2 separate regions of the Homo sapiens genome follow, and region 2 is linked to region 1. The links are chromatin loops, found by intact Hi-C in ENCODE. Cell type or tissue: heart right ventricle. All regions are shown on one strand. Links, peaks and the distances in the headings refer to the core of each region. The heading gives the core; the rest is flanking DNA.

The links. Hi-C counts contacts between places; a loop is a spot of excess contacts. Peaks named below come from ENCODE experiments on the same cell type or tissue, not always from the same donor. Only the 100,000 strongest peaks of a DNase experiment are listed, where the experiment ranks them.
Region 2: it touches region 1 in a loop (2.6-fold over the local background); 3 of 110 quality-filtered maps call a loop at or near these places.

What each region holds. Positions count from the first base shown.
Region 1 is chr18:13,625,854-13,634,932 of GRCh38, forward strand. All of the region lies in intron 5 of LDLRAD4 (low density lipoprotein receptor class A domain containing 4), which reads left to right. Among named protein-coding and RNA genes, the nearest start is that of MIR4526, 19 kb to the left of the region's middle. RefSeq lists an enhancer at 262-762. In heart right ventricle, for the core only: CTCF peaks have their summits at 4,495 (motif pointing left) and 4,695; DNase peaks (open chromatin) are centred at 4,128 and 4,468; H3K27ac peaks cover 1,185 bases.
Region 2 is chr18:13,438,568-13,447,646 of GRCh38, forward strand. All of the region lies in intron 4 of LDLRAD4 (low density lipoprotein receptor class A domain containing 4), which reads left to right. Among named protein-coding and RNA genes, the nearest start is that of LDLRAD4-AS1, 16 kb to the left of the region's middle. RefSeq lists enhancers at 7,757-8,460, 8,461-9,079. In heart right ventricle, for the core only: no CTCF peak of the experiment used is centred there; a DNase peak (open chromatin) is centred at 5,224.

The DNA.
Region 1 (9,079 bases), core at 2,936-5,435:
TCCCTCCACCAGCAACCTCCTCCCCTCTACCAGCATCCTCCTGACACTGGCACCTTCCTCCCATGTCCCTTGGCCTGGGACAGTGCATGCTGCATGAACGTGATGGGTGTCCCAAAGCCAGTCAACCTTTGTCGCCATGCGGTAGACACTGTGTGTCCCAGGGGGGCCCAAGGAATGGATGTTACTGGGCCTGAATGTGGTGGAAGTAGTGATTTCTGGATGAAAATGAAAACTAGCAACTCAGGTGTGAATTACATCACAGACAAAGCAAATGCTTACATCATAGCAGATAGCAGCGGCGGGTCCGGATCTGCATCCTTGTGCATTCTTGCTGAGGTAGCCTGAGCTTGGTTTCTTTGGAGCCTGGTTTGTGTGACTTCTGAGCATTGAGACTGTCTAGATTTCTTTTCATTATCTTAGACCATTCAGTAATGGGAAAGCAGTAAAGGGGCATGAATATTCTAGACACAGCCCGGAGAGCTATTTGAACAAGTTGCTGGAACATTTCTTGCTGGAGCTGAGGGAGCCCAGGTGACCTTTTCTGACTGCCAGCAGCCTGGCCCAGAGGGTCCAGCCTGGCCTGTGTGGACAGCCCAGGGGTAGGGGATGGCATGCAGGCAGAAGGGTCTGGCCATCAGCGGATGGAGGGAGAGGCAGGAGAGGGACAGGGACCTTTACCCAGATTGAAGCATATGAAATTGTTAACATTCAGCCATTTTGACCTATAGAAACAGCAATTTCAATTTAAAAAATTAACAAAAGGAATCACATCACACATCTCTTCATTATCAACTCCTACAGGGATTAAATCGATTGTGAAAATCCAGGTGCCCATTCTTCATAGCCAGGAGGAGCAGCCAGGCCCCACCCAGCACAGCTGGGCTCCTCCAGCTCCCTGGGGTTGACACTGGGAGGGGCCCTGGCTGTTGCGGAGGAGGACAAGCACTTGGTGGCTGTCAGCCCTCTTGATGCAGAAACTCATGCTCCTCAGATCCACAGTGCCCTGACATGGGGTGAGCTCTCCCCACAAGTCCCTCTCTGCAGAAGCCACAGAGTTAGCCTAGAGCATGGCTGTGTACCTGGTTTGCCCCACAGGGTGTTCGAACCTAAGTTGATCTAGCTTTTAAAAATTGGGGCTGGGTGCGGTGGCTCACGCCTATAATCTCAGCACTTTGGGAGGCCGAGGTGGGCAGATCACTTGAGGTCAGGAGTTTGAGACCAGCCCAGCCAACATGGTGAAACCTTGTCTCTACTCAAAAATACAAAAGTTAGCCAGGTGTGGTGGCACGTGCCTGTAATCCCAGCTACTTGGGAGGCTGAAGCAAGAGAATCTGGAGGCAGAGGTTGCAGTGAGCTGAGATCACGCCATTGCACTCCAGCCTGGCCGACAGAGGGAGACGCCATCTCAAAAATAAAAAAATAAAAAATAAAAATTGTGAGATTTCACATGAAAATTGGAGTTTCCATCTTCTCTTGAAAAAGCAGCCTATGGGGCCACACCCTGAGGCTGGGGCTGTGAGGTGGCTGCCATGGAGTGGGCCTGTGCTGCCCGGGCTGTCACCTGTCTCTCGCTGGGGACCCTTCAGTGCCGGGCAGCAGCATTGCCATCTGTGGGTTTGCACGTGGGGGTTGTTTTTCAGAGAAAATTTTCTTCTGCACTCAGGCTTCTATTGCAAGGCTGAAGACCAAGATAGACTGAGAGGGCCACTGGTTCCCAGAAAAATGGGTGAGAAGGTCCTTGTGGAAGTAAATACTGTTCCTGCCTGGTTAGGAGTTGAGACACGTGTCTGGGTCAACAGTGCTGTGCGTGTCCTGTGCCCAGCCTGACATGGTCACTCGTGGCCACTGCTGTCCAGTCATCTCCCCAGGCAAGGCCCTCCTCTGTGACTAAAGCTTATAGCCAGAGGGACAGAGGTGGCCATGGGCTCCCCGCTCTCTGAGGCTCGGCCCTGCACCAGCAGCCTCTCTGCTGGCCTTGGGAGCAGCGGTGGCCAGAGGGCAGACGGTCCTGGGCAGGTGTCTGACAGCCAGGAGCCCGCTGTGCTGGGGCTCAGAACTCACAGTGAGGGGACCTCTGGGTGTGCCATATGTGACGAGTGCCTTTCTCTACCTGGGCAGTGTCCCTCTACCCTCCCCTGCAGATAGAGGCTCTGAGGTGGGCCCCAGGCTCAGGGGTGTTTGAGAAACCCACAGGCAGTGTCCTGGGATCCCTCGGAGGGCACAGGGAGCAGGGGTTTCAGCGCCACACTGTTCATTCCCACTGCGGCTGGAGCGCTGGCTCGCTGTGCCCTGCTGCTCTCACTCCTGCCCACCTCATACGTTTAGAAAAGCATGTGGAAAACGATGGAAAGGAATGATTTTCAGTAAGGCTTGAAGGAGTGGACTAAAGGGCTTACTGATGCAGTTGTACTCGGTCTGCCTCTGACACTCCAGACTAAAGAAAAGAGCCACAGGCTTCCTCTGGCATCATTGTGGGGATGAACCGCAGGGGACCGTTTCCCTGCAGGCAAGGCAGACCCTGCTGCACCACAGACCAGATGTGTGTGTTTGTCGGTTGTCCAGTGACAGCTCTCCGTTACTGCATTTCACGGAAACTGCATTTCCAAGAGCTTAGGGTCCGGCGGGTTGGCCGCAGCATGTCTGTCTGAGTGAGCAAGGACTTCCAATTATCAGGCTGCCCAGGTGGTCATTTGAAAGGTTTTGCCCTTTGCTATGTCTAATTGAAGCATTAGAGGATAGACAATTTCACATCACCTCAAAATGAGAACATCTCCCTTCAATTAAGGGAAACAGGAGGCCAAGCGGCCCGGCAGAAACTGCATAAGGATGCTGGACCCCAGCTGCACGCAGATTCCCACCTGAACCACAGTGGGCAGAGCTTTGGAAGAGTCAATGCTTATCTTTAAAGTGACAGTGTCTCAAATAGTCCTTCTACTGATGTTGGCACTGCTCAGAATGTTTGGGAATTACCTTCAGGTTTTGGGGTTATTTTTAAGTGACAAGATCTCACTTTGTTGCGCAGGCTGGAGTATAGTGGCATGATCATAACTCACTGCAGCCTCGAACATTTAGGCTCAACTGATCCCCCTGCCTCAGCCTCCTGCGTAGCTGTGACTATAGGCACGCGCAACCATGCCTGGCTAATTTTTAAATTTTTTGTAGAGACAAGATCTCACTGTGTTGCCCAGGCTGGTCTTGAACTCCTTGCCTCAAACGATCTTCCCACTTCAGCCTCCCAAAGTGCTAGGATTACAGGCCTGAGCCACTGCACCTGACTGGGTTGTTTTTATTTGTTTGTTTGTTTTTTTAATCAAGGGAAATTTTTTAAAAGCTTCTCCACAATGGCAAATCTTCCTTTGCAAAGAGCAAATAGTTTTGCTCTTGGGGATAGATTTGATTTTTGGTACCAGCCAAAATCCATTTAGAGTTAAGTCTTGTTCATTATATGGGTGATCAAACCAAATGATACAATTTTGGTGCAAAGGCAAGCACGACTCAATTAGTGAGACTGACGTCCGAGTTACAAACTGATCTGTAGAGAAAGGTCAGGAAGGACCCACAGCAAACTGACAGCTGTGCCTGGGAAGGAAGTAAGGACAAAGGAACACTGATCTGTGCAGTAAAACTTTTATGGTAAGAATGTATTCATGTATTACCTTTGCAATTACAAAACATCCTCTGATCATGTAAACTGATGCTAAAGGCAGTAATGTTCTGGGCATCTATAGACTCCCAGAGTAATTCATTTGAACATGGTTTCTATGGTGGCTAAAATAATAATTTTAAATAAAATGTATGAACATTTTTATCAACAAATTTATAGTAATCTTTTAAATATATAAGGTATTAGCATTAATAATCTAATAGTAAAATCTGTTGGTTTATTTTTTGCTTAGTCCTTGAAAGTTGGTGTGGTTTGTTCTGAAAAAAAAAAAGAGAAGAAGATTAAAAATTATCTTAATGATCATAACTCTGGGTGGCCCCTGTTGGGGAGGCTCACCAGGCTGGGGTCTGGCTCTTGGCAAAGCCCCAGCAGCTCTGTGACCTTGGGTGAAGGTCACAGAAAATCCCCTCTGAGCTCTGACTTCTTCTCACATGTGAGACGAGGCAACTGGTGCTGAAATCAGGATGATGCCTGCCTGGATCTTGTGTGGTTCCACATTTTCCTGCTGCCTGGAACTTTCTCATTCCCAGGCTGATTCCTCTTGAAGTCCGATTGCTCACTAACCCCAGCACCAAGCTGGGAGAGGCACCTCATATTGCTTTTCCCCGCTAGCCCATTGCATTGTCCCAGAAATAGAAAGGATTCCCTTCCTTTTCTTCCAGCAGACCTTCCTAGATGATTTGTCTTTTCTCTTAAGGGACGTGCCCTAGATTGAGCAGAGTTGGGGGATCTTGAATCTGAGAAGTCTGATGATGGATTCCCCAGGAGGAAGAAAGGGGGAGGTGCAGTCTCTGACAGCCAGGGGTACTGGCCTCACATCCAGGCTGTGACTGCCATCTAGAGTGGAAAGGACGGTAGTGATAAAATATCAGGATGGTGGAGAGGCTGCATGAAAAAAGGGAGAAAACAGGGAAAATTGATTTTATCAGAAGGCAAAGGTGTTGCTGAATATCCAAAGATCAATTTCACCTCTTCTTTGAAATTCTCACTGTGGAACAGGGGAAAAATAGATTTCCAACTATTTGAGGCCATAAAATACATTCATTCACTGGGAGGTTAGCCCTTGGGTAGAATCAGAATACCCAGCAGTAGTCTTGCTTTACCGCAGACTGACCGAGGTGCCTAGAGAGGAATATGCCCTCTGTCCTCAGTTTCCCCCCATCTAAAATGAGGGATAACTGGCTTCATTCGGAGGCCTTCAATCTGTATCTTGCCATGAAGAACAGTAAGAAATACATTTTATATCACAACACAAAAGCCTCCTATAATGCAATTAAGGCAGAGGTTTTACAAAACAATACTTACAGTGTGCTCAGATCATTTCTGTTCTGTTTCAGTTTTTGGAATGCTGGCTGTGACCCACTTAAATGGATTTTCCAGCTCTCTAAGAGGCTGCAAAGCACATGGTGGAAAACACTGTGTTCAGTGCTCTCCCTGGTTGTTTCCAGTCCCCACATCTGATCATTCCTGGGGTCCTCTGTGTGTGTGTGGAAAGGAGAGTGTAGCTGAGAGCATAAGCCCAGCAGGGTTCGGGCGTGGTGTGGCCTTGCACACGTGGACGCATGGCAGCAGGCGACAGCCCATGGTGCAGCACAAGGGAACCCTCAGTAAGTCATGGCTGCAGACGACTGTCCTTTAATAATATGAGATGTACTGGTTGGAAGAAAAATGATCCAATAAATACAGAAATGAAAAGGATTATAAAATAGTGCTACGAACAATTGTATGCAAACCAATTGGATAACCTAGATGAAATGAAAAGATATTAGAAACAGCCTACCAAGACTGAATCATGAAGAAATAGAAAATCTTAATAGATCTATAGCTAGTAAGGAGATTGAACCAATGGTCTAAAATCTCCAACCTGGACCACATGGCTTCAGTGGTGAATTCTACCAAACATTTAAAGAATTGACATCAATCCTTCTTAAACTTCTAGAAATTTCAAGAGGTGGGAACACTTCCTAACTCATTATGAGATGAGGCCAGCATTCCTGATACCAAAGCCAGACAAAGACACAGCAGAAAAAGATAACCATAGACTAATATTTCTTATAAATATTGATGCAAAAGTCCTCAACAAAATACTAGCAAACTAAATTCAGCAGTATATTAAAAGGGTTATACTGGCTGCGCACAGTGACTCACACCTGTAATCCCAGCACTTTGGGAGGCTAAGGGAGGCAGATTACTTGAGGTCAGGAGTTCGAGACCAGCCTGGCCAACATGGTGAAACCTGTCACTACTAAAAATACGAAAATTAACCAGGCATGGGGGCACGCACCTGCAATCCCAACTACTCGGGAGGCTGAGGCAGGAGAATCACTTGACCCCGGGAGGCGGAGGTTGCAGTGACCTGAGATCGTGCCACTGTACTCCAGCCTGGAAGACAGAGCGAGACTCTGTCTCAAAAATAATAATAATACTAAATAAAAATTAAATTTAAAAAAGTAAAAGGATTATACATCATCAACAAGTGGGGGATTTATTCCCAGAAGGCAAGGATGGTTCCATACATGAAATTCAGTCAGTGTCATACACTACATTAACAGAATGAAGTTGGGGGTCCCAAACTTCATTCAGCAGGTCCCAAGTTCTTGTCCCACAATCATCTCAGTTGATGCAGAAATAGTATTGTCACAGGATCCTTAGGGTGTCACTTCGCCAGTCAGAAACCTTTGTGGCTGGTGGTGCCTTCTGCCTGAGTATTGCTCATGCCCACTGGGCTCATCCTGCCCACTTCCCCTGGCAGGCTGCGCTCAGCTCACGTTACTGGCCCAGATCCCACACCTGCCAAGGGCAAGCCAGGCACAGAATGGTGAGGGGTGTGTGAGCAAGTGAGTGCAAGGTCCAGCCACTGTGCACAGCCAGGTGCGCTGGTTGCTGCAGCAGGGCAGGCAGCTCCAGGTACTGGCACAGGTGCTTGCTCTGTGCAAGGCTGCAGCTGGACCAGATACACTGCATGCAGCATCCACTGCAGGCACTTGCGTCTGGATGAGGGGAATGTGATGGTACCCGGAAGCTTGGAGACACCAGGAACTGCAGAGTCCCAAAGATGGTGTCACAGCCCTGGCCAGGAGAACCCTAGGTCTGGGCTGCCCTAAGGGTCACAGCTCTTCTTTCCTTCTTGTCCCCCACAGTGTGGTGAGTGGAGGGGCATGTTTCAGCCCTGTTTATGTTACAGCTCTTTTAGTCCCACCATTCGGCCAGTCACAAGTTCTTGTCCCACATCCAAGAAGAATGAGGTACATGGACAACTGGTGGGTGAGAAGTTGGAGAGAAGCTTCATTGAGCAACAGAACAGCTCTCAGGAGACCCAGACTGGATAGCTCCTTTCTGTAGGCAGGTCATCCTGATGTCTGTCTGTCCAGCTCAGATCAGAGAGGAGACCCACAGTGGGTAGCTCCTTTCCCCAGACAGGTCATCCCAATGTCTGTCTGTCAATGGGTAGCTCCTTTCTGTAGGCAGGTCATCCTGACGTCTGTCCAGCTCAGAGCAGAGAGGAGACCCATAGAGGGTAGCTCCTTTCCCCAGACAGGTCATCCCAATGTCTGTCTGTCAATGGGTAGCTCCTTTCCTCAGGCAGGTCATGCCAATAAGTGTCTAGCCGTCAGTGGAGAGGAGACCTGCAGTGAGTAGCTCCTATCCACAGGCAGGTTGATCCGATGTCTGTTCAAGTCAAACTGAATCCAGGATTTTTAATGAGCTCAAAAGGGAGGAAGTGCATGCTGATTGGTCCATGGACGGCCACAGGCAGGCCCAGAAAAAGCATCCTAAGTTCTTACTCTGGTCTGTGGACTCCACTCAGAACTGACAGCTTGGCCCCCATGCTTTAGGCCATTCCTGGCTTGAAGGTGGGGCTTCAGCAGGGACCTGCCCCTTTTTGCCCAGGAGCCTGTCTGCCTCCTGCTGCCATCAGTCATGTACACGGTGCCCAGGCTGTTGGTGTCAAGGGGCACCTGCAGGCCCACACCAACCCACCCTCAGCCCACCCCTGCCTCAGCCTCCCACTGATGCTCGTCAGCACCCAAAGTCCGGAGGGGGCTGAGGTGGCAGGGGGCTGGCATATCAGCGCTGCCCCAAATTGTGACACACCTGGCCAAATTGTGACACACCTGGCCAAATTGTGACAGTGCCCAGGCTCAGCCTCAGCTTTGCTCCAAAATTGGAGCAGGCAGCAGGAGCGGGGAGAAGCCAGGTAGCAGGAGCAGGCACTTCTGAGCCTGCAGGGGCAGGGGACTTCGCTAGGACCCTGAGAGCACAGGGATGCCCTGGGTCCGCAGCTGCAGCTTTGTGACTGCAGCTGCACCCAGGAGGGCAGGGCTCCTGCCCTACCAACTCAGAAGAGGGCAGGGCTCCCACCTGTTCCTGGCTCTCACCGGCTCCGTGGAGCACACAGCCCTGGCCATGCCTCCCCTGCTGCAGCCAGCATCTTCACAGCAGCTGCTCCAGATGGGCCACCACTGCCATCAGTGTTTGATGAAATTCAACATACTTTCATGATAGAAACCCTCAACAAAGTAGGATGGAAGGAAGCTACTTCAACATCATAAAGGCTATCTATGAAAAGCCCACAGCTTACATCATACTTAATGGTAAAAGACTGAAAGCTTTTCCTGTAAGACCGGGAACAAGACAAGGATGCCTGCTTTCACTACTTCTGTTCAACATAGTATTAATTAGACATTCTAGCCAGAGCAATTAGGCAAGAAAAAGAAATAAAAGACATTCCAAGTGGAAAGGAAGAAGTAAAAGTATCTGTTAGAAGATGACATGACCTTATGTGTAAAAACTCTAAAGATTCTATTTTAAAAATAACCCAAAAAGTGTCAGAACTAATGAATTTGGCAAAGTTAGCAGGATACAGAATCAACATGCAAAAATCAATTGCATTTATTTTCATGTACAATGAACAATTCGGTAAGGAAATTAAGAAAATTCCATTTTCAATAGCATCAAAAAAAGAGAATACTTAGAAATATACTTACCCAAGGAGGTGAAAGACTTGTGCACTGAGCAATAGAAAGCATTGCTGAAAGAAATGGAAGAAAATACAAATAAATGGAAAGATATCTTGTATTCATGAATTGGAAGACTTAACTATTTTTAAGATGTTAGTACTACTAAAAGCAGTGTACAGACTTCAGTGTAATCGCTTTTGAAATCCCAATGAGGCTTTTTGCAGAAATAGGAAAAATAATCCATCCTAACGTTTATATATTATCTCAAGGGACCCTAAATATCCACAATAATCTCAAAAAAAAAAAAAAAGATTTGAAAAGTTAAAGGTCTCACAATTCCTGATTTCAAGACTTACTACAAAGCTGTAGTAAGTTTTGTAGTGTGGTGCTGGGATATAGACAAATATATAGACCAGTGGAATAGAACAGAGAGTCCAGAGATAAACCCTCAAAT
Region 2 (9,079 bases), core at 3,788-6,287, 190 kb before region 1:
GTTCTGTTCTCTAAAGTGGTCAGCGGAGCTGTTTTGAAATAGGCTTTTGCTGTTTGTCTGAGCAATGCCTGGATTCCAGGAAATCATGTATTGATTTAGTATTCTTCATACCAACATTACTACTTCAGAAGTAATTTTAAATAAGCAAAGAAAGATATGTGGAAGGTACATAATTAATCATGCAACTGAAATATGAAAGTAGAAAAATTTACATGGGATCCTTGAAGGTTCTGATCATGTGTTTTTCTATTAGATACTGGATGGAAACAGCTTGAGTGAGGTTTTGACATGTGTGAATCCCCAAGGCTGAGGCTTTGAGCATTTCTTGAATTTGAAGAAGTGGAGTCAGAGTTTGAAGTTCGTTGGTTTTCGATCTCATGGTTTTTGTGACAAGGAAAGAGAAAGAAGGCAGCTTTGAAAGCCCGCTGAACTTCTCTTAGGAAAAGTGGCTTACTGTTTTCTGTGTTTCTCTGGGCTAAGTGAAGGGGGTTGAGGCTGAGGATCTTTCTGCAGTTGCACACCTTGGGAAGAGCGTTGGCCGGGCCGACCCTCCTCACACGGCCTTCTTACTGAGATCATTTTATGATGCATTGAGCTTCTCTCCCCAGTTTTACTGACATTATTTTGAGGAGTTATATTTGAGACAGATTTTAAAATTTTTGTTATGGAAATTAGACTACATAAATACCAGTGCTGCAAATGTGAAAATGGGAGGGGATTTAAAAAAAGAAACTATTTTCTGTATTCCTACTGTATTTTTATATGGGGGGCAAGTTACGTATGTCCCCAATATAAAAATGACTGTGCTCTAGCAAATTTTAAGCCTGCTATTTATGCTTGCTAAATTCAAGAGTCTTATAGTACAAATAGTTTTTCTCAAGTTTTTCTATTGTATTCCCATTTGCATTTTCTCCTACCAAGCGCTCTTTGAGTCCCATCTCTATACTTTGCAAAGACAGTTCTTGGAGGTTCAGGCTGGGCGCGTGCTTGCCTGGCATTGGGTCCGTGTTTTGTGCGGTAGTCTCTGTGTAATACAGCTTGCCTCTCACCTGGAGTCATCTGGCCTGCAGGCCCCTGCTCCCCCAAGGCCCAGGATGGCCCGGAGGCACTTGCTCTGGGTGTGCTACTTAGTGCATGGAACCAGGGCTGGGTGCAGGAAGAGGGAGGAAGGCTGCAGGTCAGGATGGGGGACTGGGAGCTGGGTGAGCACCTCCCTGAGGATGAGCAGGCAGCAGGCCAGAGGGTCGGGAGCCCTGAGGAACCCTGCTTGTTGGCCTTTCCACATGGATGGAACAATGATGTTTTCATCTCCTGAGCCTCAGTGCCCTCATCTCCACAATGGGGACATAAGAATGGTTATTGGAGTATCACACAGGACAATCCACAGCCAGCACTTAGAGCAGCATATTCCAGGCGCTAAGCACTCAAGATTACCTCAACCCAGGCTTGGGGTCTTAGAAGGAGGTGAGTACAAGCAGCATCTTACTCTGTTTTCTCTGGACTTGACTAACAGCAGACACACCACGGTAAGCTGTGTAGAGAATATCAGGACCTTGTGTGCTGCCTTGACTGGGTTCAGAGTTCTGGAGCCCCGGCCTCTGCTCTGGGGCGCTCCACAGGCCTCTTCTGGTCTGCGGGCTCCTCCTTTACTTCAGGGCCCTTTTGCCGAGGGCTTCCTTGTTTTCAACCCTCCTTCCTACCCTTCCCTCCTCCCTCGCTCCCTTTCTTGTCAGTATTCTTTCCGGTTTTTGAGGCCTATCTCCAGATCGCTTTTCCACTCATTTTTTAAAATGCGAGCACTTTAATTCTGCCTAGAAGCCGAGGGAGCAGTTACATCCATCAGTGGCTCAACTTTGCCCTAACAGAGGAGTCTTACGATCCTGTTGGCAAACTCTTGGCCCCCTACTGTTCAGATATGACTAGAACTTTTGTCTTTATAGCTAAAATGGGATATTATTTACAATATACTCTCTTCTAAGAAGACTGGAGAGCCAGGAGACGGAATGACAAAGGGCAGGACTGTGGCTGTGGCTTCAGATTGATCTGGGTTCAAGGTTCGGCCTAGGGGAGTGACAGCTCCTTTCAGCTTGGTTTCTCTCCCTGTGGAACAGGCACACTTCCTGCCGTGTAAGCATCTAAAGGAAAGAACGTCCATGGGAAACACAGTCTATGTCATCGTGTTGCAGTTGCCATCTCCACTCCCCACGTGGCCCTTCCTGGGGAGTGCACTGCTGTGACTTTGTATGGTTTATCTGTAATGTCAGAGCCATTGTGTACACGGAGCAGGAATTCACGGGTGTCCACAAGTGCACTTGCCCAGTGATCCTGGATGATTCTCCCTATTCTGTCCCCTGGGGAAGGCTGCCACCTGGCCTGTGGCTGCCCCCTACGTTCCCCTCAGGTTCTCTGCAGGAGCCCGAGGGAGCTGGGCGAGTGGTCATGGGGAGACGCTCACGGCGCGGGTTGCCTCTGGATTGTTCTGTGTGGCTGGGAGCTCCGGGGCAGGTGGTGGTTTCTCTGTCTTCTGCTGCAGCTCACCTCTGCCAGGTGTGTGGCTTCCCAGGGGAGGAGGCCAGAGGGTGGCCTCGTATTGAATGGCTATATATTCTCTTCCCCGTATTCTGTTGGGCAGCGAACAGGGATATTTCACTTCCTGTTAATAGCTGTGAACAAGCCTTAGAGCCTCGGGTGTTAGTGGATGACACTTTTTATTGGATCCTTCACCAGCCCGTTTCCTACAGCAGGCAGACAGCCTGCCTTTCATGGTGTGCTGCTCTGACGGTAAGGTCCCCTTCCTCTCCACCTGGACGGAATCAGAGTATCCCACGAACTCTTGTCTATGAAGTGCCATGCTTCAGAAAGGCGATGCCTCATTCTTCTTCCTGCTTAGGAGCAGGATTGGCTTGTGTGATCTATGTCACCTTGTTCCCACCTGGGGGATATACTCAGTGTTCCGGATCTGAGGGCACTGAGGCTGAAGCGAGGTGAGACCTTCTGGATTTCCAGATGAGCTAGAATCAGTTTAGTTTCCTGGCCGTGCCGTTAGCTTTGAGTATGCTCCATGGCTCAGATGTCTTGGCCATATCTCCCATTTGATATTTGCTAAATTTCAGCATGAATTAAAGTTAACAAGAAAATGTTACTGTTATTTGTAAAGCCAGCAATACTAAGAATCACAGAAGCTCTGAAAGTTGCTCTAAGTAGCTTTTATCTTCAAACAAAAATGTGTTTGGAGCCCAGGCTGAGGCATAGTGGGTTTCATCTGCCTTTTGCCTCTCCTCACCATGGTCAGGTTATGGTTGGACCGAGGCTGCTTTATTCTGCTGAGAGACCAAAGGGTTTTGCATGGACGTGGAGGTCTGGGCTGACATCCATTATCTCCTGGGGAATGAGTTTTCCTGGCTGCATCTTTCTGTGGAAGAGGAAATATGCTGTCAGCCTAAGTTGCCAGGTTTTGTCACATCTTTTCTCTGGCTGCTCTATCAAAATATTGTACCCCGAGCACTAAACATACAAATTACACAAACACAATTATTTGTTATTTACACAAATAAAATAATTATACAAATTATTCCTTATACAAACAAAATTATTTATGAAGTACCTTCTCTGGTCATTGTACTAGGCCTTGTGGAAACGAGGAATGAAGGAAAATATAGACCCTGCTATCAAGGTGCTGAGAGTGGGGAGGCGAATTCACACCTGCACAAAGATAACTAAAAATGGGCCCAGGGAGTGAGGGCCGAGCGGGTCCAGTCATTCGTAGTTCAGGGGATAGAGAGATTCATCCTGGTTGGATTAGTGGTCACAGTGGCTTCCTGGAGTAGGTGTGCTGGATGGCAAGAGGAGAGGACAGAGTGCCAGGGCCCAGAAGAGCATGAGCGTAGGTTGGCAATGAGGGTGGCGCTGTCTTGGGACAGAAGGACATGGCTGGGGCCCGCGTGGGGCACGGCTGAGAAAGTGGGTTGGGCCTAGAGAGACAGAAGCCAATGTATAAGGCTGCACCTCCTGCCCTGGTCCTAGGACGGGCCACCTGCTGGCCGGCCGGCTGCGGGGAGCCTGAGGCTGGCATCCCACTTGGTGGACCTGCCACCTCATTGTTCCTGCCCAGCCAAGCACGTCCTGTGGTGCTGTGTTTCCAAAGCCCCTTGGCCACATCTTAGTGGGGGACAGCAGCGTTCCTTCGACCGTCCAGAAGCGATAATTGAGTGGTCTGTGCAGCCTGGCAAGTGCCACGCCCTCCGAAAGCCTTGGTGAGCACAGACCCCCGAAGCCAGCGCTGCTGAGGGATTCTCACCACTGGACCTTAAGAGTAAGGTCAGCGTCGACAAGAAGCCACAACTTTCCCTTTGAGCTTCAGTGGAATTTCCACTTAACTGAGAGAATCTGATTCGGGGAAAGCAGGGAGAGGAGCAGCTCCCCCTGCTACTGGAGGGTTGGGAGGAAGCTGCTTCTCTCTATATAGAGACCTCATCAAACTGACCCCAAATTAAATGAACTGGAGCTGATAAAGTACACCCAGTTATGCCAGGATTATGACTTTAGGACTTTTTCAGGAGGCAACTTTTTCCTCCCATTGCCATTTAGGGTAATAACAACCAAATAAAATAAAATCCAACTTATTAAAATCTGAGCTGATTATTTTACTTCCGAAACCAGCTCTTCCCACCTTCGTCATTTTTTCTCCCAAAGAGACTGGCATCCTACTTGTCACCTGTAGGCACCAAGCTATGACTGCCCTCCTTCCCTTAAGGCAGCAACTTCCCACCTCCCAAGCATTTTGTTTATTGAGGACTTGGGGATCAGGCTCATAACCACATAGCCACATAGGTAACCTGTGCATAACCTGGGCTTGCAAATGCCAGACGCTTCTATTTTTTCCCTATAATTATTGCAGTAAACCTTAACCATAATTCTCTATATTAGAGAATAGTCACCAAATGTCCTTTTCGAGTTCATATTTCTCCAGTTGTGTTATAAACATGTGTTTCGGTTTGTTCTGTTTATCATTTGTTTGCACCAGGATCCAAAGAAGCCCCAGGCATCGTAGATCGCTTTGCTCTTGAAGGATCTCTGATTCTGTAGGTTATCCCTCCATATCTATTTCCCCTCCCTCCCTCTTCCTGTCGTCGTCGTCGTCGTCTCCTCCTCCTCCTCCCCCTTCTCCCTTTTGTGACTTTGGGTGGAGGGGTCTGGCTTGCTTGTTCTGCAGTTTCCGTACTCTGGATTTTGCTGGCTGCTTTCCTGTGGAGTCACTGAACGTGCTTCTCTGTCCCACACCATTCCTGCCACGTGGTAGGTAATGCAGAGGTCTGGGGAGACTCAGGTGTGAACGCTGTGTGTGTGAAACTACCGCCTCGGTACAGCTCTTCCATCAGGAGCACATTGTGTCTGCTGGTTTCTTGTGTGATACCGTCAGGCATTTGGGGTTGCAAAACAGTCAACCAAATTCTGTCCTTTTTTCTCAAGTAATTAGTGGGGATACATCTATAAAGAGAAATTCCCCATCAACGATTTGATTACCCTGAAGTGTATATCATATAGGATTTATTAACTTAAGGATGGGGGTTCCCTGTCACTCTGCACAGGTGACCACTGAGATTTCCTCTGTGTGTTATGATGAACTGATGAATTGAAATATGTTTGATGTATACACTTAACATTTTTAGGAACCCCCTCTGCTACACTTGGATAGCCAACTCCCAGGTCGCATCTGGAATTTGGGGATTGTCAATGACCTGTTTAACTCCAGGTTAAACTCCAGGCGTGCAGGGGCTAAGCCCTCTCCCCTTCTCTTCCTTATGATCTTTCTTAACATTTTCTTTTCTCTAGCTTGCTTTATTGTAAGAATGCAATATATCATAAATATGACATACAAAATGTGTGTTAATCGACTTCTTATGTTATAGGTAAGGCTTTCAGTCAACAGTAGGCTATTAGTAGTTAAGTTTTCGGGGAGTTGAAAGTTATACACAAATTTTCCACCACACGGAGATCACAGCCCCAACCCCCAAATTGTTCAAAGGTCAGCTGCACATAGTGGACACTCAGAGTGTTGACTGGAGACTGTTGATCCTTTCTCTGCTGCCTCCCAGCATCCTATGAGCATGGCTGCCAGGTGAACAGTGCCCATGAGGCTCTGTGGTAGACTTGGTGCCTGCCACGGTGCCTGGCGCATGTAGCATATGGGGCATGGCCCTGTAAATATTTGCTGAGTGTAGGGATGAATATTATTATTTTAGAAAACTCAAGCCTGACCAGAGGATGAAAAAGGCTTTTGCTTGCAAGGCCTAGTACCTTGCAAGTGGAAGCAGGGATTGAAAATATCCACGTGATGCTGGCAGCCTGCATGAGAAGACAAAGGAAAAGACTACATAAGGCTGGTGCCCACAAACTGCCTGTCCTTCCCATGTGTGTTTAGACTGCCATAAACACCCAAACCAACCAAAGTAGAAGCCTACTCTGGTAAGCATTTATTCTGGGACCAGCAGTGTGATAGGCTTTTACTGTGCGTGTGACCAGTCAGGGCTTCCCAGTGCTGCAGCCCTGGAGGGACAGACCTTTGGCCTCTAAATATCCATCTGCTGTGTAGGAAGGACCAGTCCTGCCAAGCACAGAGGAAATGTGGAGTGCTTCTGGCCGGCCCTAAAGACATGTAAGTGTGTGAGCAGGTGTGAGTCTGTGTGTGTATGCATGAGATGTGAGTATGCCAGAGTGTGTGGGACTGTGTGTGGTATTTGTGCACAAGTATGTGTGAGAATGTGTAGTTGTGTGCACAAGTGTGTGGGTGTCAGAGAGTGTGTGTGAGTCTGGTGTGTGCATGCATGTGACTCCATGTGGTGTGTGCATGCATGCGTGGGTGTGCCATGGGTGGAGTGTGTATGCAGGTGTATGAATATGTCCATGTGTGTGAGGGTGAGTCTGTGGTGCGTTTGTGCATGAATGTGCACGTGTGTGTATAAGAGTGCATCTGTGTACATGTCTATGTGTGTGTTTGTGCATGTGTGTGTGTATGCGTGAGGGTCTATGGTACATGTATTCATGAGTGTGTGTGCGTGTGTGTGTGAGAGAGTCTGATGCATTTGTGCATGAGTGTGTTTGCGTGTGTGTGCATGTATGTGTGTAGGTGAGGGTGTGTGATGCATGTGTGTGTGAGAATGTGTAGGTGCATGTATGTGTGTGGGTGTGTGCATGTGTGGGTGTGTGTGTGTGTGAGGTTGAGTCTCTGGTGCATATGTGCATGAGTGTGTGTGTCTGTGTGTGAGGGTGAGGCTGTGTGGTGCATGTGTGCATGAGTGTGTCACCTGGAGTCACCACCACTCACTGCCTGTGGCTTTAGGCAAGTTGTTCAGCCTCTGTGTACCTCGATTTTCTCATTTATAAAATGAGGATAATATTGGTATCTCTTTCAAAGGGTTGTTCTGAGGATTTACTGAAATAGTGCAGGACAGGCAATTAGAGTAATACCTGGCCCACAGTACATGCTCAGTAAGCATCATCTATTGGAGGGTCCACTGCTTCCTGGGGATTGGAATTAGGTAGGAAGGGAGCTGCTGTTTGCCGAGTGCTCACTGTTTACATGCATCATCTCATTCATCTCTCAAAAGCACCCTAGAAAGGTCATAAGAATGCAGCGCTCAGGGCGGTGGGGTGATTTACTCAGAGTCACACAGCCAAGGCGTGCCGCTGCTGGGGTGTTGAACTCAGGCCATGGTTTTGTTTGTCTTTGGAGGTGCTATTTTCCCCTCCCATGGTATTTTTCCAGTAAGATAGGGATTTACTCATCAGTTCTTAAAAGGCTTGAAGGGCTTGGGTGGTGGGGATCAAACCAACCGTCTTCTGTTCAGAAGGGCCACAGAGGATGATTGTTTTCAATTGATACATAGTTGACGATTTTTGGTTTCATGCTGGATTTTCAAACAGATTATGAAAAATTAACCTAAGAGCCCCTGTGTGTCAGGGATCATTGATTCTGTTGATTCCTTGGGATTTCCTCTACAAACTGATAAGCTATCCCTTCTTCGATTGTGTCCTGTCCAGGTAGTACTCGTATGACCCAGAAGCCAGCTCTCCTCTCTGACTCACTGTCTTGTCAGGAGGATGGAGATGATGACAGCTGCCCTGGGGAGGCGAGAGGCAGCGTGGCTTCAGCATGGGGGCGGCTCTGTTTCTGCCATCACCATCCCCGCTTCACCTGCTGCGGGCGCCAAGAGCCCGCCTCAGCCACATGTGGGCTTTTAGCCTCTGATCCCCAGTTTCCCTCTGACTCTTGTCTGAGCGCATTGGCTCCTTCAGCATCTCCAGCTGTGCTGGGAGGGGTGGGGCCTGCCTCGGGGGCCTTCTGGCATTCAGCAGATTGGACTTCCCATGTTGACGTTGCTGACTGCAGGGGGTGTGGGTCAGGGGTCTTCCAGGTTGTGGTGTTACCTTGGAGCGAGGCTGGGGTGAGGGGCTCTGGGTTTCCACAGACTTAATTCTGGCTGGCCTCCATCAAGGCCATGTTCAATGAATCAGGCTGTTGTGCAGAGCAGCCTGTGTGCTTTGGACAGGGCTCCCCGCCCGCCCCCCCTTTTTTTTGACTTAAAGAATCTATGGCAAAGCAATTACTGACTGTGACAGTGACCCAAGGTGGTATTTAAAACAAGATGTGGAGGGCAATATGCCTCTCTCTGGGTTCGCCACGGGATCAAGTTGCAGGGGCTGTCACTGGCAACACGCTTCTGCCTGAACGGTTCTGTGGGATGAGCCCCAGGGAGGCGCTGGCAGCCTCACACCCTCCCCTCCCAGTCCCGCCCCTTGTGTTGGCTGCCTTTGTTTCTCCAAGACGGTTTTCTGATCAATTAAAATCGTGTAGGGTCTTAAATGGTAATTCTGCCTTTTCAAATAAACAAAGGCGGAGAACAAATGGGAGGGTAAGTTTTAATAAACCTTAGGCATCATTTCCTCCTGCTGTGACACTAAATTTACTTGGATAAAAACAACCTCTTAGATTTACATTTTGATTCTGTTACTGCTTTCATGTGTGCGGGGCTGTCCCACTTCAGATGAAATTTATCCACTTCTTTAAATATTTAGTAGT